Linked DNA regions of Mus musculus: region 2 is linked to region 1. The links are chromatin loops, found by intact Hi-C in ENCODE. Cell type or tissue: left cerebral cortex. All regions are shown on one strand. Links, peaks and the distances in the headings refer to the core of each region. The heading gives the core; the rest is flanking DNA. Region 1 holds the start of Gphn (gephyrin). Region 2 has its middle 97 kb from the start of Gm6657.

Evidence for each region. Peaks named below come from ENCODE experiments on the same cell type or tissue, not always from the same donor. Only the 100,000 strongest peaks of a DNase experiment are listed, where the experiment ranks them.
Region 2: it touches region 1 in a loop (7-fold over the local background); 4 of 42 quality-filtered maps call a loop at or near these places.

The regions. Positions count from the first base shown.
Region 1 is chr12:78,217,493-78,233,983 of GRCm38, forward strand. Gphn (gephyrin) reads left to right here and starts at 9,163. Exons shown (of 23, transcript NM_145965.2): 1 at 9,163-9,349. The coding sequence starts at 9,286. In left cerebral cortex, for the core only: a CTCF peak has its summit at 8,515; DNase peaks (open chromatin) are centred at 8,779, 9,183, 9,866 and 10,291; H3K4me3 peaks cover 3,171 bases; H3K27ac peaks cover 2,234 bases.
Region 2 is chr12:78,094,022-78,106,545 of GRCm38, forward strand. No RefSeq gene overlaps it. Among named protein-coding and RNA genes, the nearest start is that of Gm6657, 97 kb to the right of the region's middle. In left cerebral cortex, for the core only: a CTCF peak has its summit at 3,858 (motif pointing left); DNase peaks (open chromatin) are centred at 331, 3,622, 3,844, 4,923 and 1 more place; H3K27ac peaks cover 522 bases.

The DNA.
Region 1 (16,491 bases), core at 3,827-11,826:
CACACACATGTAATGGTTGTGTTCACTACTTCCAGGGAAACCTCACCCAGAGCTAACAGACTAATATGATAAATTTCCACAGCCTAGGCAACTAAAGCATTTCACAAATACCTAAAATTGAAGATAACTGAAAAAGGGCTGCAGAAACTCCCTACTGTACATACTTCAAAGCCAGTACATTCTACCCAACTGTCATCTTAAAACATGCTTATGAGAGCCACTCTACAAACCTGGAGGAGGTGAGCATACTAGTAGATATATAATAACATGGGTACAATAAAATTGAAAAGCAAGAAAACATGACACCACTGCAAAAACATAACAGCTATGCAAAGAATAATTCCAAGAAAATGAAAAATTTATGAATTGCCTTAGAGCGAATTGAAAACAATGACCATATGAAAACTCTGAGGGATACAAGAGAATATAAACAGGTAGGTTAATAAAATCAGAAAAACAATTCTTACCCAAATAAATTCACAGAGGCACCATAAAATAGAACCAAGTAGAAACATTAGAGCTGAAGAACTCAATGAATGAATTTCATATACATTTAACTGGGATGATCACTAGCAAACAAAATCAAGAATTTCTAAATGTTAAGTTCTAATGTCTTTTGAAATAATCCAAAAACAATGGATGATAAAACAGTAAATAAAGCCTATATTTAAGGGATATAATTAAGCAATCAAATCTTTATTTTATGGAAATTCTACAGGGAGAAAAGAAAGTCAAATGCACAGAAGACGTTAAATAAATAATAACTGAGAGATTCCCAGGTCATGGGGGAGGCATGGTCATCTATATTCTTTTTTTGTTGTTTTGTTTCATTTATACTCTTTTTTTTTAACACTCCAGATTTTGTTTCTCTCCCAGTCCACCCTCCAACTGTTCCACAACCCATACCTCTTTACTGCCCCGTCTCCATGAGGATGTCCCCACCTCCCACCTCCACCCCACCAGACCTCTAAACTCCCTGGGGCCTCCAGTCTCTAGAGGGATATCCATATTCTTGAAGCTCAAAAAACCTCCCAGCTCTTCTCTGATGAACACTATAACAAAAATTTCAACAGTCAAGGAAGAATTCTGAAAGAGGAATGACACATAAAGTTACATATAAAGAAGTCCCTATGAGAATATTAGCAGATTTCTCAGGTGATACCTTGCAGGCTAGAAGAGAACAGAAAAGAAAAAAATAAAGCCAGCTAAGAATATTATGCCCTGAAAAGTTATCTTTCAGTTTTTTCATTTTTAATGAATATATTCTCAAGCAAAGGCTAAGCTACTAGCCTAGCATTAAAAAAATTGAAGGTGCTTCAACAAGAAATAAAAGTACTTTATTAACATAAACACATCTGAAAGTATAGATTTCACTAATGTATATAAACTCACAATCAAAGCACAGTAACATATTACTCTGAGAGTAGAATATAACCTTTGAAATACCTAGTGAAAGTTATCAATGATAATTATATCGAGAAAGCCATTAAGGAACACAAAGTATATAGATCTAAATTAAGGCCATAAAGTTATAAACACCTAGGTGTGACACCTAAGTATTTGTCTTTTAAAATAATTTATGTATATGACTTTGCTAGCCTGTATGTATCATGTATGTGCCTGGTACATGATTAGATGAAGGACATCAGACCCTCTGAGACAGGAGTTACAGAGAGTTATAAGCAACCACATGGACACTGGGAACTAAATCTGATCCTTCGCAAGAACAAGAGTATCTTAGATAAGTGGGAGGGGTTGGCTTTGTTTTCTAAATAGACATTTCTGAGTGTTATTTTAAAAAGTTAAGAGGGGGGCGGGAGAAATGACTCAGTGGTTGAGACCATGACACTGAAAGTTATAGCTGGGCAATTAGTCAAGAGAAAAACACCGAAACCAAAACCAAAACCAAAAGAATATTCAAACAGGAAAGCCATCAGTCCAGCTTTCCCTGTTAGCAAATATTATGATTTTACACACAGAAATCTCTGAAGACACAGTTCCCCAAATCTGTCACCAGTAATTTAGTTAAGTCACAGGATATAAAACAACATATAAAATCAGTTTCTTTATTCTTTTTAAAAGTTTGATTTACTTTTATAGTGACCGTGCCCAAACCCTGATATTTGCTTATGCTAGGCAAAAACTTTAATGTTGACATAGTTTCACCACTACCCATTTGAAAGTACACAATATAGTGTTTGTAAATACTAAAAATGAGCTATCTGAAAAGGAAATTAAGAAGACAATCCTGGGGCTGAAGAGATGGCTCTATGGTTAAGAGTATTTGCTATTCTTGTAGAGGTTCCCAGGTTTGGTTTCCAGACAATTCACAATGACTTGACATTCCAGTTCCAGGGGGATCTTTTGGCCTGCAGGGGCACTGCACAATATGGTACACATACAGACAAATAGGCCCCACATACATATAAATAAGAAATAGATAAAAAGTTTAAAATGTTAAAAAGAAAACAATTAAAAAAGAAAACAATTCCATTTATAAATAGCTACAAAAATACTCAGAAATAAATGTAACCAAAAAGATTATTTTCACTGATAATTATAAAACATCGATTTGGTTGGAAAATTTAAAATATTGTTAAATATCTCTGTTACCCAAAGAGATCTAAGGATTAAATCCAACTTCTATCAAAGTATCAATGATATTTATTCTTTGCATTAGAAAAAGTAAAAAACTAAAATTTGGAATCATGAACGACCCCAAATCACCAAATCCCAAAAAGAATAAAGCTGAAGGTATCACACGATATGACTTCAAAATACTACAAATCTGTAGTAACCAAATCAGCATGATGCTGACATAAAAATAGCCACACAGACTAGCAGAACAGAAGAGAGAGCCCAAAAGTAAATTTATCCATCCACAGGCACTTCACTGGTTTCCCTTCCCTCCTCCCCTCTCAGTCTGTCCCACTTCCCAATGCACCACACCTCCATTTCTTCAGAAAAGGGCAGACCTCCCATGGACATCAATCAAACAATGGCTATCAAGTTGCAGTAAGACTGAAGCCATCTCACTTCTGATAATGTGGTTGAGGACCTATGTTGCTTCAGAAAGTGATGTTGGGGGTTGGGGAAGGCTGGTGATGGCACAGTAGGTAGAAGTGTCTGCTGCCAAGCCTAAGGACCTGAGTTGATCCCCGGGACCCATACAGTGAAAGGAGAATAAAATTCAATTCCTGATATAGTCCTTTGATCTCCACACATACATACTGTGGCATACACACACACACACACACACACACACACACACACACACAAAGACACACACAGACACACACATACAGACACACACACAGACACACACATACACACACACATACATACACACACACACACACACACACACAAATAAAAATAATGCAGACAAATGAAATGCTATGCATTTGAAAAAAATCATTTAAAAATGTTAGGCCTGAACTATGCAACTACTAAATAGGAAAAAGGATAGAGGAAACATTTTACAACAGTATACTAGGCAAGGACTCTTGGATAATACCTCAAAAGCACAGGCAATAAAACTAAAACTTAAAAAGACAAATAGAATAGCATCAAAGTCAAAAGCAAAACAAACACCAGAGGGAAGAAAAAACTATAGCGTGGGAGAAATATGTGAAGACTGTACATCTGACAAGAGATTAAATATCCAGATGATGTAAGAAACTCAATAGTAAAGCCAAGAATCCAGTTAGAAACCTGACAAAAGAACTTGAAGGTATGACCGGGCGTGGTGGCGCACACCTTTAATCCCAGCACTTGGGAGGCAGAGGCAGGTGGATTTTTGAGTTCGAGGCCAGCCTTGTCTACAAAGTGAGCTCCAGGACAGCCAGAGCTACACAGAGAAACCCTGTCTCGAAAAACCAAAAAAAAAAAAAAAAAAGGTATGAAAATGGGCAACAGATATGTAAGGCAAAGAAATGAAAATTAAATAATACAGTGTATCTCACCTAAACAGAGAAGACACAAGTGCTGGTGGACATATGAAGGGAGATGATTACTGGACCTACTATGGGGTTCCTCAGAACAGGAAGATTAGCACTGGTGAGATGGCTCAGCAGGTTAGAGTGCTTCTTGCTAAGACTGAGGACTTGTGTTTTATCCTTGGAATTCATAAAATGGAAGACAATTCTCCCACGTTGTCCTCCCATCATCCTCCCTCTTGCAACAAATAGATATGGATACATGCATACACAGGGGTGGTGGTGGTTGTGGATGGAGAACAAATGTTAAAAACCCCAACAAAACCAGAAAGATTAAAAGAGGACATGAAATTAGTATATTGATGAGACATCTGCACTTCCATGTTTATTCCATAACTAGTCACAATAGCTAAGAGAATCAAGCTAGGTGTCTAGGGACAGATGGATGAAGATGTACAATGCATGTGCAATAAAATATTTAGTGATAAAAAGAAAATTATGTAAAATGAAGTGTTAGACATAGAAAGAAAAATTCCACATGATCTCATTCATATATGCAATCTGAAAGTGTTCTAGAATAATGGTTACCACAGAATGGTGAGGGGACATGGAGGAGATGGAGAGAGTAGAATAAACAGATACAAAGTTATATTTGGATGAGAAGAAAAAAGCTTGTTACCCAGTTGTACATCACAGTGACTATAACACTAATGTATATTTAAACATACTTGTAAAAGTAGATTTAGAATGCTCTTAGCACAAAGAAATGGTAACTGATTGAAGTGACAGACATGCTAATTTCTCTAACTTTATCATTATGCAATTATATATTAGCAATAAAATCAACATCAAATAACTTAATATTAGTTTTTTATTTAACAAAACTTTCACTTCTCATATCTAGCAGTAATTCCTTTTTAAAAAAATCATTCTACAAATTAAGAAAAAAATTTGGTACTTTCTTTACAATTCAGAACCTTTTTTGTTGTCATCCCAGGTTTCCTTTTTATCAAATAAGAAACTATGTAAGTAAGTTATGATTTTCTACATTTGTAAATTTTCAGTATAGACCTGAGAAATTATCTCCTATCTATGAGAGAATATGTAGGTGGTGGTATATATTGGAACCCTCAGGAAAAAGTGGAGAAAGCTGGGGGTGTGATAAACAGTCTTGATTGCCAAGTTGGTGAGATTTAGAATCACCATGAAAACAAAGCCCCAAGGCAGGTGTTTGAAGAATTTTCTGTATTAGGATAATTGAGGAGGTAGACCCATTGTAACTTGGTAGTATCATTCCCTGGGTTGGGGTCCTGGACTGAAAAAGGAGTCAGCTAGCTGAGTACCACCATTATCACCCTGTTTCCTGAAGATGCAATGTAACCTGCTGCCACAAGGTCCTAATATTATTATTTCCCGGCCACGATGAACAACTACCATCAAAGAAGCCCAAATATATACCTTGTAAGTTGCTTTTGTCTGTAATTTTGTTTCTGCAATAATAAAAGAAGCTAATTTAGGAGTTTAGGAATAAGAGTGGACCTAAAGAGTTTCCAGAGGAAATGTTAGGAATATGAAGTCTTAAGATTTCATGGATTACTACATTTTACTAAATATTAGTACTAAGATTACTGAAAAATAATGAAATTATTAGTCAGTTGTAGATGCTTGTTTTACTGCCAAGTTGATTTTGGATTTCTAGCCTCATGAGATATAAATGTGTAGTTTTAGCCCAGAGTTTATGGTACTTAGTTATGATGATCCTAGGACAGTGATGCAATCTGAAGTTCATCTTTTTTTTGTTGTTTTTTTTTGTTTTTGTTTTTGTTTTTTTCCGAGACAGGCTTTCTCTGTATAACCCTGGCTATCCTGGAACTATCATTGTAGACCAGGGTGGCCTTGAATTCAGAAATCTGCCTGCCTCTTGAAGTTCATCTTGATGATTTAGCTTTCTTTGAGGAAATTATTGGCTAAAATCAAAGCTTCACTTTCTACCCAACTTCTTACTTGCAGTAAAATACATACAATGTCCACCATTTTATCCACTGAAAAGTACACTATTTGGTGGTATTAAGTATATTTGAAAGGGTACTTAAACACATCCTTAATGGAGTGGGTTTTAGTTCTGGACATTAGCCAGTCAGACCTGTGAACTAAGCCTTAGTGGTATAATCCATTCTGAAAGTGTCTAGAGCTGAGTATTTTCTTGCCCCAGCAAAGCCCAGTAAGATTTTGTCTTATTTATATTAAAATTCTGATAAAGGAAAAGCAGAAGTTAGTAAAGTGTAAATACACTACCTGTAGAAAAAAATCTTAAATTTGATTTTTTCTGATGAACATATTTCACCTTCATAATGAAACTATGTTTACCTTTTATTTTGTTTTAGATGGTAAACTTTTATTTTTAATTATTAAATCCAAATAAACACAATAAACTCCTGGCCAACTCCAATTCGTCACAAATAAACAAAACTTTTTCCTCTAAGATAAAGTGCTAATGTTTGAAACTGCTACTTTACTTCTAGTATCCAGAAAAGTTTCCTTGATACTCAATTTTAGAATGACTTTTGAGATTTTTCTATAGTGTAATAGTGCCATATACTGTAATATGGCAATTCCACTATTGATTCTAAAACTCCCAATGTATACTAGAAATTTTACAGTCTCAAATCTTATATAGACTTTCCTTATTAGTTCTCACTGTACTCATTAGTAACACCAGAGAGCTCTTTTACTTTTTCACTGTTGGGCGAATTTTACAGCTTCTCTTTGGCATAGCTGAATTGCTACTACTAAGCACTTGGTACTGGGACAACTGCCCTGATGACCAAGATAATGTTCAGTGACTAAGGGATGGCTGCTTCGGTTCGGTGTGCTGAACAGGGGAATGATTCTCAGTGCAGGCAGGACCAAATGGGATTACATGTGATTGTATTACACTAAGAATGGTGTGCATGCAAAACTTTGGAATGATTTACCTTGAGGAACTTTAACTTTCTTTATCCTTCAGAATACCACATGTATACAATGGAATATTATCATATATATACTTTCTAACTTGAAGTTTCTATTTAATATTTTTGGACCATGGATAATATGGAAATGGAAGTCACAGAAAGGAAAATTGTGGGAACTGGGGACAGTAAAGTTTTTCTTGTATACATTTTAATTGTTATAGCTTATGGAATCTGGGAGAGGAATATATGTATTGAATAACTGGAAAACAAGCATCTACAACTGACTAATAATTTCATTATTTTTCAGTAATCTTAGTACTAATATTTAGTAAAATGTAGTAATCCATGAAATCTTAAGACTTCATAGTCCCCCTACACAACTACCTTTTAATGAATTAATCAGAGACTTAGTTCAGTGGTAGAATTCTTGCTTAGTGTGTGTGAGGCTCAAAGTTCACGCCACAGTACAGAAAAGAAAATGAATTTCACCATTACTACTATTATAGATGCAGAAAGTCCTGTGTTCTGTTATTGATTTGTGAAAGTGCTAGTTATTTTCCCATAAAAAATTATAAACTATTCTAAGTTGGAGGGCATGCCCATTTAATCTATTAACCTTTAAAGTTTGAAGGAACCTGTTAGTGGGCAGGTTTAGAAGTTCTAAATACTAAGAAACTTTCCCAATCATATAGAATTTGCATGTACCACATAGACTATAATAGACTTGAAAGCTTATGATGTAATCAACAATTTTTATTTCATCTTTAGTTTGAGATAAGTGACACATTTGGGCATACTTTCTCAGCAATCTCCCTCTTTTTGAGACCAGTTAGAACTTGTTTTGCCACTAGGATCTTTGGTAGTAATTATGGGAGGTGAGTTCATGATCTGGCTTACAAATTTAATCCACTGCCAGAAATACTAGTATACATATCTTCAAAAACGAATTATTTTATCCTTTCTCAACTCCACCCATCATTTCCTTTGTCCTCTTATATAAAGGCACAATGTGAATCTTTAGTGAATAGAATGAGTAATGCTATGTTCTTACTGGAACAATACAAACCGCACATAACCATATAATTGAGATTTTAGACTAAGAGCAGATTATTAAACAGTTTTGATACTTTTTTTGTTGTTGTTTTGCTTTTAGGTTTTACTATGGTGAACAAATGAGAAAACATACACACACTTAAGCCAGAAAAGGATATTTAGCAAACCTACACAAAATAGAGGTGGCTAATAACACTTTATGAAAGACACAGAACTAAATGACCACATTTTCAGAGTAATTCCATATTCCAGAAACACTGAAACTTAAATGTCACAGCATCTAGGGGACGACAGAGAGAGAGAGAGAGAGAGAGAGAGAGAGAGAGAGAGAGAGAGAGAGAGGAATCTCCACTCCACGTGCCCTGCTGCAGACACATAAGCTCCGTCTACGACGTCTGTGGTAGGCTGTCACCGAGCGGGGCCAAAGCGAAGTCAGAGGGAGCATTGACTGCAGGTCACAGCTGGGGCGGCACAGGGTAACCTATCTCTGCCCGAGAGGGGACTCTCGTCACAGCGGCCACCGTTCTGCCACCCATGCCGCTTCCTTAAGCCACCTCTAGGTTCTCCGGTGCCTTCAGAGGAGGTGAGCCCACCTCGCTGCCGCACCTGGTCCGGAGTGGCTCCATCGCGGGCAGAGCCGGCCGGCCTGAGGCGGCGGAAAACTGACGAGGCTGCCGGCTCGGCGGGGGATTGCTTCTGTCTGGGGCCCGCCGAGGCTGCGTTCGTGCCTCGCGCGCACCCGCACCGCGTCCGCCCAGCCAATCCCGCGCTACTCGCGCGCCCAGGAACGTTCCTTGGGTCCCACTCTAGGCTGGGCCGGCTCCTTCCCGCTCCCGGCACTCCGCAGCCAAGCTCGCACTCCTCCCCTCACTCTCCACGAGTTGCACGCCTCGGGGTGTAGCTCCGCCCCTGTCCCCGAGTCCGCCCCCGCAACCTCCAGAGCGTGTGCTCCCTTTTCCCCCTCTCAGTCTCTTGCCATCCAGGCGTCTTGGGTCTCACTCCGCAGAGCCTCTGGGTCTCGCCGGCCTTGCCCCGCCGCCTCCGCGCTCTGTCTTCCGCGAGGCCGCCGCTACTCCCACCCCGGGATCGCTTCCTCCCGGCCGGACTCGGGGTCGCGCGGCCCGACTCCGCCCCCTCCGCGGACCCGCGCGCTCCTGGCGCGGCCTCTCCCCCCCACCCCACGCAGGCCACCGGGCGCTCGGCCCCCTCCTTCCCGCTCGCCTCGCGCTCCCCGGGCGCCCTCGCTCTCGCGCTCTCCAAGGCAAGCGCGCTCCCGGCCGGCGCGCTCCGGGCTCCGGCTTCTCCTGGCTCCTGTCAGTGCGGTGACTGCGCTGGGAAACATGGCGACCGAGGGAATGATCCTCACCAACCACGACCATCAAATCCGTGTCGGAGTCCTCACAGGTAACGGGGGGAGGAGGTCCGGGGGAGCCGCAACGGCTACTATCCGCGACTTGCTGGAGGTTTCTCGCCCGCGGTGGTGCTTCCCTGCGGCCTCGGGAAGAGGGCAGGCTGAGGAGGGGGACCGGGGGGTGTATTTTACAACCGCTGAGAGCTGCTGAGGATTCGGGTGTTCCCGTGTGCTCCCCGGGGGAGCTGGGGCAGGCACGGTGGGGTGTCAGGCCCCGGAGCCCTAGCAGCCAAAGTCTCTGGCCCCCGGGGACCGAGGGGCCGGTGCGGCGGGCGCTGCGGGGCTCCGCGCTGCCGGTGCGGGCGGCGGGATTCCTGCTCCGCAGTCTGAAGCACGCTGCTCGGGGTTGGCCGGGCGCCTCCTCCACTAAAGCTCTTCCGAGAGGGGGGAATCCCATCTCCACCCCCTTTTCTCCCCTCCCCCCCCACCCGGCGGCCCCATGGCACCTGCCTGACAGGACTCGGGGTTCGGCAGGCGAACTCTGCTCCGCCTCTGCTGCCCCTTCGCCGGCCGGCTGTCCCCTCTGCAGACGACGGGACACTCCTCACCTCCCCCGGGAGCCGGGTGCTAGGCTCTAGTCCGGACCCCGGAAAGTGCCTTCCTTCTGCCTTTCCTAGCACAGGGCCCTCCCTCTCTGTCTGCCTCTTCTCCTCCGCGAGGACCGGCTGCTTCCCGTGGCCGGGAGAGCCAGCCTTTTTTTTTTTTTTTTTTCCCTTGAGAAGGAAGGATTTCCCTCTGTCGGGTTCTTTTCTCCCCCTCCCTTTTGGGACACCCCCCCCCTCCCATTCTCACTCCCCGGTGGATGGTCCTGAGGCTGGTGAGGAGCGCACTTTTCCCGGGTCGCGTTTCCCTCCCTCGCGGAAGTCGTGTGTGCTCTGCATGTCTGATTCCGTTGCGTTGTATTTGGGTGATATCCCTGAGTTTGGAGATAGACAGTTGCTGCAGGGCACGACTTCCAAGATGAATTGCAAACCTATTTGTAGGGGTTTCGGCTGAGGTTCTGTAGTTGGCATGGTTCAAGTGTAATTGAACGGAGAAGCGGGGGTTAAAGAATTTATATTTGGAGTCTGAGGCTTACTGTGGAGTAAAGGAAATCCAAGACTTAGTGATGTGGTTTCAGAAAAAGAAGCTATGTAGAAGGGAATCCTAGTGTCTTCCCTATTTCATTTAAATTTTTTTTCTTGTAGAATTCTGACAGGTTGAGATGATGCCCGGGAAGGAACTAAATTGAATGAAACTTGCTTTCATTATAAAGTAGAAACAAATCTTTGATTCTGCCAGTAGATACCGACTACAGTGTTTAATTTAGCTGCTGACTTTTATGAAAAGAGGATACCCCTGCTTTTGTTTCCCATTTTTAGTAACTGGGCTTCCTTTCCATGATGCATATTTGCAGATGTTAGTAGCATTTTATTGAATTTTTCCGAATCAACGCCTCTGGAGTAAAGAAACTGATCTAAATCAGTTGCAGGGAAGGACACCCCCCCCCAATCAGAATATGCAGATGGAGTGCATCTTTCCCTGCAGCAACTGTTTCCTTGTATGAAAACTCAGTTGTAGCTTACAATTCCTAGATTTGATCGTGTTGATTTTTTAAAAGAATCTGACAGTGTGGTGTAAGTGTTCACACCCTTTACCACCGTTAACTTTTAATTTTGGCCATGTTTTTTGAAAATTAATAGATAAGTGAAAGTGAAATTTTATAGAAACAAAAATATGTCAGCTGTCTGTAGAAATCGAAAGGCCCTAGATGTTTAAAATTTAAGCTGAATGGTTTGTTTTTGAAGAGCATGCTTTGTTGACTCTTACCCTGTATTTTTACTTAGTTAATTATTTTATTTTGGTCAATTGACAGCAATAGGTGTTTCACACAGTGGTTCTGAAGATACAGCTCTTGTCTATGCTCTGATAGGGATAACACTGATAAGTGATCAGTTGAAAAATGTATCATTACTATATAAAAGTTGTCTAAATATATTGCCTGTGAATTTTGGGCATAGATGCTAAGGGGATTCTGTGTTCAAATTGATTAACAGAAAATGTGATTACCTGAAAGAAAAATTTAGTATGTTTAATAGGGTCAAGAAGAAACTGGCAGTTTAAAGGGGAGTTGAAAGTCAGTTGCAGCAACCTTATAAATAAATATGTGATTGAAGATGAGGCTCTTGAGCAGAATAAAAATGCAGCATAAAGGCCTTGAAAAGCCCAGGTGAAGAGGTAGGTGGCATAATGTCAGGGAGAGAAGATAAGGTTGGCAGTGGAGTTAAAGACAGTTTAGAGGAGCTGCTTCAGGAGAATGAAGTACAGCAGGCTGGGAGGAAAAGTCAGCCATACCGGTGGTGGTGTAGCCGCAGATTTAGATGAAATGGTAACAGGACAATAGAGTTTGATGATAGAATGGATATTTGAAATCAGAAGTAACTCTAGGGATTTTTCTTGAAGAATTACTGGTATAAATACAATATTGTCTACTATGATAGAACCTAAAAGCATGGGGAAGAATCAGAAGAAATAGCACTAACTTCCAATCTGTGAGTAGTTGATTTTATTACAAACAGCTTAATTCAATGAATTGACATTCCATGTGATCTTGAACAGTGGGAAAAACAATGCTCTGAAAGTGAAGCTATGTCATTCAAGTTCTGGGATTTTTAGAACAGTTTTTCTTTAAATGATTTTTTCTGAATTTTAGAGTAAATTAAAAGGCTACTCCCCCCCCCCCCCCCAGAAAAGGCTACTCTTGAAACTTGATTCTTTCTTGAAACTTGATTCTTTCAAGTTATATTCTCTCTCTCTCTCTCTCTCTCTCTCTCTCTCTCTCTCTCTCTCTCTCTCTCTCTCTCTCTCTCTCTCCTCTAGACAAGGGTATGTAGTTCAAGTTAGCTTTGAACTCTATCCTGCCATCTCACTCCTTATCTCAAGTACTGGATTACAGGTGTGCCAACATATCCAGCTAGTTTATAACCTTCTTTCTATTTTTATTTTCCTTTTTGTTTGTTTGTTATTGTATTGTATTGTTTTGTTTTTTCCCCAACACAGGGCTTCTCTGTGTAGCCCTGACTGTCCTGGAACTCCAGCTGTACACTAGGCTGGCCTTGAACTCAGAGACCAGCCTGTTCTGCCTCCTGAGCACTGTGATCAAAGGTGTGCACCACCATGGCCCTGACAGTTTGTAGCTTTCTTAAAGGTAGAAGGAATGATTTAAGAAAATGCCCTGGTGCTGCTGGACATGATGGTAAATGTCCATAACCTCAGCTCTGGTCAGACTGAGGTCAAAGAAGGATCTCTGTTTCAAGACTGGAGTGGGGAAAAAAGTTTCCTAGCATGTTTCACGGTAGTAATTTTAAGTGTTTTGTCTAGAAGTAGTGAGTAGTGGAATTTGGTCTATCCCTATAAACACTTTACAGTGTGTCTGAACAATACTGCATTGTTACTTCTAAAGTTCTTAATTGACTTCTTTATGACATTGTTGCCAGTTGAAAGATAGTATTTGTTCTCTGAAACCCTCCATTCCCTCAGTGTTTTTCTGATCTTCATTTCAGTTATGAATTTAACAAATATAGTAAATCTGTGCAGCTTATTATATGAATTAACTTTTTTGGAATTTTAAAAGAAAGGGAAATGTTTAGCAGTGGCATTTTTTTTTTTTTTGGCCTATTTTGATTCATTTTAGGATTTAAAACTCAGCCTGTGATAAAGTACTGTTATTTTAGTAATACTGCTTTTTTATCAAGAAAATAAGAATTTATATACAGGATACACATAAAACTAAATTGTACATCTTCTAATTATATTTGTGTGCATGTGGTGTAATGGAGCATGTGTGGAGGTCAGAACTTTCAAAAGCCAGTTCTCTGTTACTACCATGTGAATCTTGGTCATCAAATTCAGGTTGCCAGGCTTCTCAGAAGCAACTTTCCCAACAAAGCCCTCTCAAGCCCTACATTGAAGCATTTTATGTTGAAGATTATGTACCTCTAAGAATAAATATGTTACTTGTCATTATTTGGTGTATATTTGTAGGAAAGGAAAATTATATAGTTTTTGGTGACCTAAGTCTAGTATTTTAGTAATGTTTCCTTTTCTAATGTCCTCTAATTATGTTACTATTTATAGCAGAGACTAGTGATAATTTGATAATGATTAATGTAAGACAGATAAACAAATACCTGCTACCACGAAACTAGAGAAATCTCTATAGCAATATTGCCAGGGAAATAATGAATGCATGCAACAGTGGAGCTCATGTTCCAGTGTGGATTCTGTATCTTAGTAGGTAACACCAATAATATTTGGTACCAAGGTACTTAAAAGAAGATGATGATTCATTACCTAAATTTTGACTAAGAGTTGTTAGTACATGTTAGAAAAAGATGAATGCTTTTTATTTTGTGAACAAATTTTCTTCTTTTAATTTGAAGTTTTTATGATGGAACCTTTCTGTATGACCTAGGTTGATCTTGAACTTAGGATCTCTTGCCTCTGCACTGGAGTGTTATAACTATAGATGTGTACCACCACACATGACTAGGATAAAACATTTTTTCCTCTAATAATTATATACTTATATATTAAATTGTAGATTCAAAATTATTAAGAGATGTTTGAACAAACATGAGTAGCAGTAGGAGCTAGATAAAAGCTAGAACATAAAGATACAGTTACATGAACATTTAGTATTTCAGTCATTCAGAGATAGTTGTTTAGAATATCAAGCAAAGCACTGAGCTGTCAGCTGAGGAGATGCTACCCTTTAACTCTGGGCTTGTCCAAACTTTTTTTTTTTCAAAGTCATACAATACTATTCCTCCTACCCCCTTCTTTCTTTCTGTTCTGTAGATTGAACTCCGGATTTTTGCAATCTAGGCAAGCGCTTCCACTGAGCTGCACTCCCAGATGTAATTTTTCTGAAAGCCCTTTGGCTGTTAATGATATGTAAATACATCTTTATTTTAAGAATAATGTCACCATTGAAAATAAAACCTAAGTTCTATGTAAGGAATTGTATGTTATAGCAATTTTACCTTTTTGGGGAGTGGACTTAGAGTTAAAAGAAGTGTACTTCTTAACTATGATGTTTCATGGATTCATAGATGTAAGCAATATATTACAGAAAAAGAGTGATTTATGCATTACAGAAAAAAGCTGTTAGCTTTGCACTACCTAACCACGGATAAATGTGAACTTCTGATCCTCCTGCTTCCACCTTCTCAGTGATGGGATTGCAGTCATGTGTTACTATGCCCAACTTTATGAAGTACTAGGATTAAACCCAGGGCTTTGTTCATGCTAGGCAAGCATTCTATCAATTAAGCCTCATCCCAGCTTCCAATTTAACTTCTAATCAACTTAATACTAACATACTTGCCAAAGACTGTAAGTTATTAGTTGATATATAACAAGTTTCAACTATATTAAAAACACATATGAGGACTGGAGAAATAGCTGCTGATTGGTTAAGAACCCTGGCTACTTTTGTTGGAGGACCTGGCTTTGCTTCCCAGCAGTCAAATCAAAGTTCACCCTGTCTGAAACTCTGTCTTCCTTGAGCACTGAGCATGCATGTGGTAAATGTACATCCACGCAGGCAAAACACTGATACATACAAAATGAAAATAAATTAAAAATGTGAGTACATGCCTTCAGAGAATGTAGAAGAGAATCAACAGCCTGATACTTGGAAGAAGTGATGAATAAGAGTCTATTTTTACTCTTGCTAGTGATAGATTGCTGAATAAGTTGAACAGGGTACTTTTTTGGAAGTCAGTTAAGTAGATAAAATATATGCTTTGCTTCTGTAAATAGAATTGAAGAACAATGAAGTATATTTGGAATTTGAGGTGTTAAAAAAAGGAATCTTAGAAAAAGAAAGCAGAGCAATCCACAAAGTTTTCTTCCTTTGAACCTGGGCTGAGGGAAAAAAAAAAAAAAAAAAAAAAAAAAAAAAACTAAGAAAGAAGAAAATATTATCTGGTGAAATGTATACAAATTAAGGCATTTTTTTGAGTGATCTTGAAAAGTAAAATTTAATATTGTGAAACAGTGATTCTTTCCACATTGTTTAATGAATTAATAAGCCAATTTGTATTTAATTGATTAAATAGAACTTTTTGAAAATTTCATAATTTAACTCCACTAACTTTCACAGTAGCTTACCAGTATTTATATGTACTAAAAGAGAAGAATTAAATCTATTATACTTAAGAAAATTGCTACTTTGAAAAAGGAGTTAGAAAAGGAGATGCAAAAATATATTACCATAGTATTGGGGTAGATGGCATTGTGTCAAGGGATAATCTGACTCTTAAAGAGTCTAAGTTGTGGGGACAAACAATATTTTTGCAGTGTCAATTAAAATAAACATAGGTAAATCAGGCATAGAGTATGGAGTTTATGTGTGCTTTTAAAATAAAATCAGAAATGTCAAAGAAATTTAAAGAGAACATTTGATTCCCAGTCTATTTTAAAGAATATTTTTATTTGTGTATATGTGTATGTGTGTGCCTCCTTGCCTGTGTGTGTACTGTGTATATTTAGTTGCTTAGGGAGGGCAGAAGTGGGCTTTGGACCCATTGGAGCTGAAGTTATAGGCAGTTGTCAGCTATCTGATATGGGTGCTGACCACTGAACCCTGGATCCTCTGAAAGAACTGCAAGTGTTTTTACTACTGACCCATCTTTTCCAGCTCCTTTCTATTCTGAGATTTTAAACTCTTTTCTGCTATTAGGATACTCTGATAAAAATTTAAAGAGCATGGTGTTGTAAAATGTTGGAAGTCCCATATCTATCTATCTATCTATCTATCTATCTATCTATCTATCTATCCATCCATCCATCCATCCATATATATGTGTGTGTATAATAACATTCATAAGAACTAATTAATTTATTCACATTACAGCCTAATCTCTGCCTCCCTCCTTCCGAGTCTACCCTCACACAGTCCCTCTCCCCCTCCCCCTCCCCCTCCCCTTCTCCTCTGACAGGAGGGAGGTCTCCCTGGGTATCACCCTACCCTGGCACATCAAGTCTCTACTGGTGTAGGCACATCCTCTCCCACTGAGTCCAGACAAGCTGACTTACAGGAATGGGATCCATGGGCAAGCAACAGATTTAGGAACAACCCCCTGTTCCA
Region 2 (12,524 bases), core at 128-8,127, 130 kb before region 1:
AACCTTTACATATTTCTGCCTCTGAGTAATTCTTCAGGAAGTTCTCTTCTCTGATACAAATCTTCTGTTTAAAAAACAAAACAAAACAAAACAAAAAAGAACAAAACTATATGAACACCAACAACCTCCCAGAGAGTCTCCCAGTTTGTCCACTTGTGTTCTTTCCTTCTAAATAGCGTTTCTAACATGTGTGCTCAACAAGCCTCAGGATCAGCCTTTAGCAGAGAGAGGGAAAGATGGAAAGTTCATTTATGCCACTATTTCCAGAGAGAATTTATAGCTGCTCTTGCAGAGCTGCGAGAGATGCTACTCATTTGCCACCTGCTATAATAATAGTAGCTGACACATATAGTACTTACTATATGCCAGGCTCTATAGACCGCTTTCGTATTTTAACTTATTTTTAAACCCACAGCAACCAATGAGGCAGGTGCTATTATTATTCCTCTTTTAAAGATCAGACAGTGAGATTTTTATGTCATTTTCCCAAGGTTACCAAACTAGAGGACTACTGAGCCAAGGTTTTGATCTAGTCTGCACCAGAAATGCTGATCCTTAACACGTATTTCTGTTAGTCTTTCATTAACTATTTGTACCCACACCTGTCTTTCCAACCACAACACTAAGGGTCATCACTTTTCTCAGGTCCCTCGTTTCACCCCTTCCCATAGCTGGTTTGAAGTTTAACTATGACTGTCAGCTGTTCGTGGCTTAGTGACCATGTCTTGAGTCCTTCCTGGGAGGGAAAACATGATAAAATAGAAACAAATATATTTTGGAGGTTTCTTGGATGAGAGTCTATGAATCCGTGAATAGATGTGGAGAGATGGTTCCATGGGTAAAAGCCCTGTTGTGCAAGTGTGAGGACCCGAGTTCAAATCCCTGGAACTCACATAAAGCTGGGTACAGTAGCAGGTGTCTGTAATACAGTGAGATGGGAGGTAGAGGCAGGGGAACTCCAAGTTTTTGAGCCAGCTACCTTGTTGTAAGCAGCACCCACACAATAGGAAACTGTTTCAATCAAGGTGGAATTGTGAGGGCCAAAATCTATGGCCTTCTCACACCAGTTCCTCGTAAGGTATTTAAAATGGGTTTTCTCATGGGAAACCTTTAAAACAGTCATTTCACACACATTAAATTAAAACTGATTGCCAATGAAGGTTTCAGGGGGGAGGTATCAGACTTGAAAGATTCATCACAATGTTATCCTAATAGAACTGTGTTACATGGAACTCTTTATAACGTGTCCTCTTAAAAATAACTCTTGAGGTCACACACCCTGCCTGATATTATTCATATTCATACTGTACAAAATCACCGAGCACAGTAATAGACATCTATTAGTTCTTTCAAACCTCCGGGGAATGATTTGCCCAAGTTTCCCAGAATGCATTAATTTCTCCAACTCCTTCAGCATCCCCTCCTAAGCCTCTGGCCCCTGTAGTTCTCTTTGTTCATCTTTCTCTGGGCCATTGCATCATCTACACCATGGAGTTAGCATGTGATACCATATTTGCCAGCAGGTGCTGCCATTTGCCATGGGATTTGCTTACTTTTAAAATTCCCCAAATCTGAGGCTCCAGATTGTAGGAAATAGTACAGTGTCTAATTTGTCAACTTGGCAGGTTTGAAACGCTATAAAATCAGTTCCTTACAATGAATAACACTTCTAATGTGCTGCACAGTTTTAATGAGCAGGGCTCTATTGCTCTGCTAAGACAACAGGGGATCACATTACAAAAACAACCAGCAAGAAAGTGCGTTTGAAGAAGGGTAGGAAAACTTGCTTTGTACCCATAAGACCAGTGGGAGCAATATGTTCAAAAAAGATAAGAGTTTCTCACTGGCAGGGAAGTAGGATCCTGTCAGGATCTTCCATATCTGTCCTTTCTCTCCATTTCCACATCAAGGTCATCCCGCTGTCCCTCATATAAAAATCATTCTAGGCTGGGGAGAGGGCTACAAAGCATTTACTTCACAGACCCCCCAGAACTCAGAAAGAGAGCCAGGTGCACTGGTGCATGCCTGTAATCCTGAGGGCTGCTATACTGGAATCGGAGAGAGCTGGGTATCTGTAGATTTGCAAGCTGGCTGGCAAGCTAGCCTGGCCTAGCTGACAAAATGCCAGGCCACCAATAAACTGTCACCTGAGGATGGACACCAAAGATTTTTCTCTGATTTTTACATGTATTCACTGTTCTCTCTCTCTCTCTCTCTCTCTCTCTCTCTCTCTCTCTCTCTCTCTCTCTGTCACACACACACACACACACACACACACACACATTGTGAAAGGAAAATCTTGGGCCAGCATTATGATTCAATGGATGAGACCGATGTTTCATCTCAAGACCCCACCATAGAAGCAGATAACTCACTCTCAACAGCTGTCCTCAGATATCCACGTGTGTGCTACAACACATTTGGACACACACACATACAATAATAGTAAATGTGCCTTTTAATTTTAAAGAAAAAAATCCTTTTTAGAATCTTATGCCCCTTCCACCTTCCCACTAGGATATCTAAACTATCATGAACATTCTAGAACAATCCTCCTGGAATGAAAATAAAGCCTTTAATGCTGTCCAGGTGCCACAACCAGTGCAGCCCTCTTGCATCATGGCACACCAGACCCTATAGACCAGTCTCAAGTTACTTGTTTTAACCTTAATTTTTACTATTTCCAGATTCTTCACTTTGGTAGTATAAGGGATTTTGTTTACCCCTGTAGATTAAACTCCTTCCTATATAGTATCTTTGTGCTTGCACATACTCCTAAAATTCCCTCCTCTTAACCCCTCTGGTCAAAGGTATTGCCATGTTAATTTCCCAGGAGTAATTAGATTCATGGAACATTGCTGGTTAACATAATCCCGTTTCCTAGTATCCCTGGCAACATCTGAAATATAGGACAGACATGCTAGAACAAGACAGTATTAATGAAATACACAGCCATATAACACTTATATTGAACACCACATGCATAGCAGCATAGAGATAATTCCTGGAAGACCTTGCTCAGCACAAGCCCTTCAGCCTTTTTTTTTTTTTTTTTTTTGCATTCTCAGCGGGAAAGTAGTTTGAAAACAATCTTGCACCTTCTCAGGAGTTGTCTTGACTACATGAATAGAATCTCAAAGGTTCCCAGGAAAATCCTCTGGTGCATTGAAAGAACCTTTCTTCTCTGTCAGATCAATCCTACAGTGACTAAGTTTATTGCCTTCCTGGAAGTCACAGGCTACCCAGTGTACCAAGAGCACTGGAAGCAAAGTACAGAGATTGATGCATCCAACGGTATCACCAGTGGGAGGGCTGCCATCATGCTATTCCCCTGCTCTATAGTTTGGCCAGACTGAGTTGCCAGGTCCAGTTAGTTCTCCAGAGGCCTCTCTGCCCACACAATCAGCCAGATTCTATCTCCTCTATGCTACCTCCCTGGTTTACTGAGTTTGATGACATATATTCTTGGGATCCAAAATCAAGACTTACATTCAAGTTCTAACTTAGCTACTTTCAAGCTGAGATATTTAAACCTCTGTTATGCCACAAGTGAATGGAAATGAAAATCTCTACACAGCCAAGAAACGAGAGCTTAAAGAGAGTAATGTGAAGCACACTGGCAACTTCAAAGTGGCATATGCAAGTAAAATGTCACATATTTCTGCACGCAGTCAACAGTAGTCACACACACACACACACACACACACACACACATGGAGTTCATTCTTCCAGTGTATGAACAAACCTGAAACCCTAAGAGAAAGAAGACCCTCACCAACCTCAGCTCACTTCCTTAGCATCATCAAGCTACAGAATAAGAGCAGTTCTCAGGCTCTAGCTGAATGCCATCTGGTGGACATAAAGCTCTGTGAGAGGAGACTATTGCAGATACAAGTGGCTTCTAAGATCCCAGCCCGGCAGTGTTGTCGGTACACAAGGCAGGCTTTAGTTTTAGGAGGATACAAAGTGTGGCCACAAGGCAGGCTTTAGTTTTAGGAGGATACAAAGTGTGGCCACAAGGCAGGCTTTAGTTTTAGGAGGATACAATGTGTGGCCACCTGGAAGGTACAACACAGAGACTCTCAAGAAAGATCCTAGATGGTGTTGATGCTATCCCCACCCCCATCACACCCACATTTTCTTCATTAGAATTTTTTTCAAGCATCAGAGGTTTCTTTAATCTTCAAACATCTTTTATTAAAACTAAAAGGCTTGTGGCAAACAAGCCCTCAGATCTCTCATCTCGTAGCTTTAGCTAAGGTTTTCTGGAGGTAAATAGAGAATAATTTCTTTGGGGATAGAAATCAGGGAGGGCAGGGAATCTTTGGACAGTCTTGACAGGAGGAGACTGGTTGAGCCCAGGACAAACTCCATAGGCACTTCCACTTTGCTTTTATCCAGACCTTGTGAATAAGAAGCTGTTTAGCTGACTTTTTGTTTTGTTTTGAGACAAGGTCCCCTTCTGTAGCCCAGATTGGCCTGGAGCTTAATATGTAACCTAGGCTAGCCTACAACTCACGATTTAAACCAAGACGGTCCTGAACTTTTGATTCTCCTGCCTCAGTTTCCCAAGTATTAGCATTATTGGTGTGTGTTGCCAAGCCCAGGTTGTGAATAGAAAGAACTGTATCCTGAAACTTACAATGAGCTTGAATGGCCGATAAAGCCCATAATTTAAGCGAAAGCGGCAGGCATGCGTATATTTTACATTTTATATATATCTCTGAGGCCATCTCAGCACACACGAGGCAGGGAGTCAGGGGGCGGATAAGAGGGGACTGCTTCGTGGTTTGAGTCCAAAGCAGATGGGGCTTCCTGCCAATAGCCCTGGCTTGCAGCACAGAATTGGAGGCCTGCCTCTTCGGAAGTGTGGCAGAGCCCTGCTTCACTGTGTCTGTTCCTCTTCAACACACTTCCTTCTCCATCTACAGTATTTAGAAATATGAGAGACGACGCTGGGAAGAACACAAAGGCTTTTGCAAACTGTCTCTGGCTTCATTTTCAAAGCTGTCGCTATCAGGATTGGATTTAGCAACTTGGCATTCGCTGGGCAGGACCACCCCTGTTGGCAGCCATCTGGAGTGTCTTGGAGGATTTTTAAAGAGGCATCGCTTGGAGAACATTTTGTAGTGGAAAAGTGTTGGTGTTTAATCCAGGGAGCTTGGGTCTGAGCTCAGTACTAGCAGTTACTAAGTGACTTGGGAGACACGCTAGCATCCCTTGGACCTGCTTCTTTACCAGTTATGTGATCTGGTAATTCCTTAAGGCTTAATAGTAAGATTTAAAAATCTAGGCAGACTCCCGAAGTGTTATCGCTGGGCAGCAGTATCAGGTTACCTGGAAACATAATTAGGAATATACACTTTCACTCCCCACCCACACCTCTCATGAGTTAGAAATTCTGGAAGGTAAAGTGCTCCAATGTGCATTTAAGAAACCCTCCAGCTAATTTTGGTCAAGTTTGAAACCCACTGATATTTCCTTGTGCTGCTTCCTCTGAGTATCTGAGACACGATGAATAGCAATAGGTCAAAAGTGTTCTAGGGACCAACTTGAAAAAGCCAGTAGGAAGCCAACGTGAGTCAAATCAGAGTGTGGACTGGGGTCCAGAGCACGAGAAGTCTGTGTCACTTCCCAAAGCCTTTCATAGCCAACGTTCCAAGACTACAAATGGGCGTCTTCGTGATCTGGTACTCACTGATGTCCACATCAGAAGTGAGGAAAACAAAAGTGTCTTTTGCTGATAATGCCAACATATCTTGACCATTTTTGTCTCGACTCCCCATAGATGTCCGTCATTAACCATCTTCACTGTAGCTTTTTGTTTTTCTCTACCTTTTCTGACAACTCTTCATTTTCTCTAAGTTATCAGGGACAACCTGCAAGTGTGGCGTTGAGTTCCACATGGGAACCATGGTTTCCTAGCAACAGCCAGAGCCTGCTGGGCCATTCTGTGAGTCACCAGCTTGGGGCAGCTCTTGATAAGCAGCATGGCTTACAGAGGATCCTTTGTGGGCACCACACTGGAGTCTGCCAGGCCATGTGTCCTTCACAGGACGACAGTGTCCATAGAGAAACAGGTCACAGATAGGACACAGAGAATGACAAGAGAGTTCTCTCCATTCCAGGCTGAATGGATCTTGCTTTTGACTACTCTTTGGGGGAGTGTTGAGGAAAGATGGGAGGAATCACAGAGGGATGGAGGGGCTCATTTTTCAACATCCATCCCCTGGGCACCCACAGTAGATCTTTAACTAGATATTGGAGCTGCAAATGTAGAGACAGGTCCTTGCCCTCAGGAAGTGTAGATTTTAATGGGGAAAAGAGACTGGTAAATTAAATCTACTGATAGATGAGATGCATACCATATAGGAGAAATGATTCATATGTTATTAATATTGATTCCATGACACAGTGTAATTTCCAGACCTCATGAATTGTAATAAGCCTGCTTCCAATTTTATAATTTTTTCTGTTTCACTAAAAAAAAAAAAAATCATCCTCATAATGGGTATTTCCAAGTGATTTAAGTCACACACAGCATGGCTCTTACAATGGATTTGATCTAATATCTGTGACCATATTAGCATTTAGTTCTCTTGTAAAAAAATTTTTTTAATTTACTTACAGGGGTTAGCTTGACTGCCACCGCATGAGCAGATTTGCAGGATGGGGTTCCCCCTTTTCACCACGTGAATCCAGGGAGTAACCTCAGTTGTCAGGCTTGGCAGCAAAGTGGCTTTGGCCATCTCTTAGCTAGCATTTACTTCTCAATGCTTTATATTTAGTTTTTCTTTTCTTTCTTGGTTTTTCAAACTGTCTCTGACTTCATTTTCAAAGCTGTTATCAGTGTGTGTGTGTGTGTGTGTGTGTGTGTGCATGTGTGCCATTGTACACATGTGGAAGCTAGAGAACAATTTACCAGAGTCTGTTTTCACCTCCCACCACGCAGGTTCTGGGGAGTCCAACTCAGGTCACCAGGCTTGGCACCGCGTGCTTTTGCCCTCTGAGCCATCTCCATAGTCTTTGACTCTTTTTTTTAATGATGAGATTTTTCTCTAGTTTTTGTCCTTTATTGATCTTTTTGAAATGGGACCTTGGTGAATTTATCAGTTCCCCTCTTCTTTTAAACATATTGATCTCTGTTTTGTGTTTATTGATTCTTCTCTCTTGCTTTCCTAAAGTTATATTTTTTTATGCCCTCTTGAGTGGGAGCCATCACAGACTCCATCTACTCTCGTGTTTCTTGTGGAGCAACAGAAGCACTCACAGTTGTGGATATCTGCTGTCATGTGTCTTAATGAGAACTATGGCTGAATGTCCTTATTTACTCTTGTTGGCTTGATCTATCTAAGGGATTAATTAAGGTCACCTCTACTGATACTGAATTTCTCTTTATAGTTGCAAAATAATTGAATTCTACATTATGAATTGCACCTGTTGGCAATAAGAGAGGAAGGGAGGGTGGGCGGTCTGGTGGAAGGGAGGAGGCAAATGAAACTCTTTGCATCTTGTTTGTTTGTTTGTTTTTGTTTTTCGAGACAAGGTTTCTCTGTGTTGCCCTGGCTGTCCTGGAACTCACTCTGTAGACCAGGCTGGCCTTGAACTCAGAAATCAGCCTGCCTCTGCCTCCCAAGTGCTAGGATTAAAGGCATGCGCCACCACAGCCCAGCCTTGCATCCTGTTTAATGCTCTGCACCTTGAATTCTATGCCATCATCCGATATTAATTTTGTTGCGCGTGTGGTCTCCTTCCCCCATCTTACATAGAAACATGCTTTGTTTTTGACCCAATGCACGTGTTCCTGAATCTCTTCTTCCCTCCTACTAATACCTTGTTCTCCTCTGGCCAGTTTTACATCTGAGAGCGCCCCCCACAGACTGAATCAGCTAGCTTCCCACTGAATTTAGCTGTGGAAGAAACCCTTTTTCCTTCCCACCTGTGTTGCAGTCCCTCCTCGGCTCCAGCTTCTGATGTATCACCCTGTCATGGTGCCTGCTTCTGTCCTGCTACCCTAGTAACTCTCCCTTCTCCCCATGTCCTTCTAGGCAGGTAGAAGCTTAAAGAAGTTACAGTACCCAGGCTTCCTCCTGCCTTCTGCTTAGTTTCTCTCGTCATCTGGCTCACGTAGTCAGTTTTCTACATTAAAACCCCCTTTGATTTAAATACAAAGTGGCATTTTCCTAAATGAACTTTGATACACTCATTTTTAATTTTTTTTTTCATATAAAAATTCAATCTTGGAAATGTAAATGAGGAAAATACCTAATAAAAATATTTTAAAAATTCAATCTACTCACTTCTGCAGCCAAGGCTATGAGTTGACTGCCTCGACATTCGTTCCAACTCTGTACTTCTTTCTAGTGTCAAGGTTACAAAGCCCCAAACTAAACTCATAAAACAGGCCAGGGAGGCTTTGTGGTGCAGTAACACCTAAGTAAACTCTACCGGGAGTTTCTAGAAACTTTTCTGTTGTTTGCTGTTTGTTTGTTTGTTTATTTGTTTGTTTTTCAAAATATGGAATTACTCTTTCCTCCTGCAGTCTTTCTGATTTGTTTGGACGCTGGGATTGGTGCCTTAAAGCTTCAGCATCCATTCTGAGACTGAGGAAAAGACAATGAGGAACATGGCGGGCCAGATCCTGACATCCCTGAGACACTGAACCAGTGCCAACAACCCCCCAGACTCCCGTTACATAAAGAAAAGAACATGTTTACGTCTTTAAACAATGACTGGTATGTTTTTATATTATTCTCTATGGAATGCAATTCCTAGCTCATAATTGGCATTTGGAGTTGGTCAGCTCTTTATTGTGTGGAGGCAGGAGTGCAATTTGTAGTATATTCAGAATCTCTGGGCCCAGCTGCTAAGTACCAATAGCACTATTCAACTACTGAGCAAATCAAACTGTTGCTAAGTACTTTTTAACGGGATTGAGTTTTGTCCACTCTACAAACAAAACACAGGCACAGCCTGTGCAAAAAAAAAAAAAAAAAAAAATTCAGAATAGTTTTATGGAGTTCCTGCAAATATAACTCCAGAAACCCATCTGTCAAATTTCCAGCAGAACTCTTGTTATAAAAACATAAGGTAGGATATTTATTCCACGTTGGGTGTATGTGAAAGGTTTTAAATAAAAAACAGTAACAATATAAACACACAGATGCTTGTTCTTCAGGATTCATGAATGTTAGCATTCTAGGAGATTTAGATTTTAGTCAAGGAGGCAAAATGTTATGGGGAATGAAACGCCATGCTGCAATCCACAGCCCAAAGGCTTCCGAGGCGATGGCTATTACGGATCCGTACATCTCTATTTCACTCTCATTCCTCACTGTATTAGCTGCCTATATAGATCCATGCAGTTTGCATAAATGCCTGTATGGCTTTGAGAGCTGCTGAACACATGATATACATCTGAAAATTTGTGGATCTCTTCCTGAGGTTGATTCACAAATGTAATTCATTAGTTGTAACTAACACACACACACACACACACACACACACACACACACACACACACGCACACACACACACACCAGTCAATTGTGTGCTTCACTATTGACTCTTTGCCTTTCTTTTGAGGACAATGTAAGTTGTTTCTTACTTTCTGCTATTGCAACCACTGCCAGGGTATATTTGCAATTGCCTTTTGGGTATACAGTAGCAGAAAGTCTCAACTTGGTCTGTTATTACTGAATTTCTCATAGTATTAGTCTAATTTTAAATCCTACCAATAGACTGAGTTCCTATTTCCCTAGTCATTAATCCTTTGGTAACGTCACACACACTGATTGATCTTCAACTATCATGTTGGTAGATACAGACTGGTATATCTTAGTTTCTCATTTTCTGATTACCAATTAGATTGAGATTTTTTCTTCTTTTCTTTCTTATTCTATTTTCACGTTTGCCATCTCCCTTATCTTCAAATTGTCTCTAAAGTATATCTTTGTTTCATCTTTCTGTAAGAAACTTTTATTGCTCACATAGGATTCATTCATGGTACGTAAACTTTATAATGTTAGCAGAAATTATTTGAACAGTAATACTTTTATGGGTTTATTCTTTGAAAAATCTTCTATAGTGCTCTGGCTTATTCCAATTAATATGGGTTTGGTTTGGTTTTGGTTTTAACTTCTGTTATCAGGCTTCAAGGAATCCCCCCACCCCCCACACACACCTCTGAAAGAGCAAACTTATATGACTTCTTTAATTTCTGAGGATAGATGTCTCCTGTATCTCAGGCAGTCAGAAATGACTTTCAACCTCAAAACCTCCTGTTCACACCTCCAAAGTACTGGAATTTCAGGGGTGTGCCACCCTGCCCAGTTCATGTAGTGTTGGGCGTTGAACTCAATCAAGGACTCTTGCATGCTAAGCTAGCACCCTACCAACTGAGCTACATCTCCAGGTCCCAAATAAATTCTCCAGTAACAGTGTTTTACTTTCTCTTCTGCTTATCTTCTGGCACTTAGTGTGGTGAAAAGGCAGTGAGATGAGACACTTATGTGCTCCGCTTTCCAGATAATGTTTTGTTTACTTCTTGGCTTTGCCTGAGTGTAGGAGGAAAAGTGGATTGGGCTCAGTGTGGGAGTCAACTCTAGTTTTACTTGATAGCTAGTAGGTATCAGAGTTTATGAAACTTAAGACCTTTTTCCCATATTTCTTGTTTTGTTTTGGATTTTTGTTGTTGTTTTTGTTTATTTGTTTCTTTGTTTGTTACCTTCTCTGTGACTGTTTTCCCTTTTGGGGGCTGTTATTAAACTGGTATAGATATGTTGAATTTATTCTCCAAGTGTCTTTCTTTCACATATATATGATCTTGTTAGCATATTTTTCTGTGTTCTGGGACAATTTTCAACCTCGCCCTCTAATTCACCAATGTAATTTGCTTTAGGATTCAATTTTCTCTGTGTAGCCTTTATTTAAAATTTTAATTTAAGGATTATATTTTTGTTCTTATGGCAATATTTCCCACCCTCGGAATATTCTATTTTCATAAATTGAATGTCCTCGCTAATCTTGTATTGAAGTATTAAAAAAAATTAGTAAATCTCCTGTTTTTCTTTTTGTGTACTTTGAATAAGTTCATATCAGAAGTTATAACCTCTGACTTCCTTTTTTAATTATTCAAATATTTTAAAAATATATTTCCAGGCTTATTGATCTTTCCTATTTACCAATCCTTCTTTCTTTGTAGGCCTTATTACTTTTATTTTGTGTGTATGGGTATTTTGCCTACATGTATACACACCATACATACACCTGGTACCTACAAAGGTCAGAAGAGGACATTGCCTCCCCTGGAACTAAAGTTATGGATGGTTGTGAACCACTATGTGGGTACTAGAAACTGAGTCGAGGTCCTCTAAAAGAGCAACAAGTGCTCTAAACTGCGGGCTATCTCCCGACCTATCATTGTACCTTTGTTTTTCTATTTTTTATTAAAAAACAAAACAAAACAAAACAAAACAAAACAAAACAAAACTTGCACATTATACTTTGATCATGCGTTTCCTCTTACCCATCAGCTCCCAGATTCTCTCCACTTTCTGTCTCTCTCCTTTAAAAACAAACAACAAATAACCAAAACCCTAACATACATTGTACATGCACATGCGCGTGCGCAGACACAGACACACGCACACACACACACACACACACAGACACACACACAGACACTGACACACACACACACACACAATCCCACAACAAAACAGAAATAAAAATATACAAACAAAAGAAAAATAAGACACAAAAATGCCCAGACAAAGCAATTTGAGGCACAAAGACTATAAAATAAAATTGATTTCATTTTGTATTGGTCATCTAATCCTGGCCACGGACCTTGCCCTGAAGTGTGTTTAATATACTCAGCAACATTCTTTTGGGAAAAAAACTACATTTTTCCTTTGCAAGGAGGTGTCAGGTGCAAATGGCTTCTTGGGTAAGGGTGAGAGCCTGTGCCCACTTTCCCATCTCGGTTCTGGCAACCCTCCTAGCTTGGACCTGTACAGGATCAGGACTGTTGTGCCTGGAAGACACTTCCCTTGGACTCATCCATATCTTCTCACTCTTAAAATTGTCCCATTTCCTTTTCTGCATCGCTCCCTGAGCCCTGATAAAGACATCCCCTTTAGGATAGAATGCTCCAAAATCTCTCACTCTCTGCGTAATGTACATTTGTCGGTCTCTCTGTTAGTTTGCGTTTACTGTAAGAAGAAGCTTCTCTGATAATGGCTGAGTGAGGCACTGATGGATGGGTAGAGTACAATGTATTAAGAGACATTTTATTGCTATGTTTCTTTAGCAGAACAGTAGCACTTTGTTTTCCACCTCGGTCTCAGGTTCATGGCTGCCCAAGCAGTGTCAAGCATGGGTTTCATCCCATTGAGTGAGCCTTAAGTTCAATGAGAAAGTCTTGATTACTCCAATGTTTGTGCCACTATTGGCCAGCATACCATGCAGGCAGACACACCGTGGTAGTTAGTGTTTGTAGCTGGCTTGACACTTACCTTCCT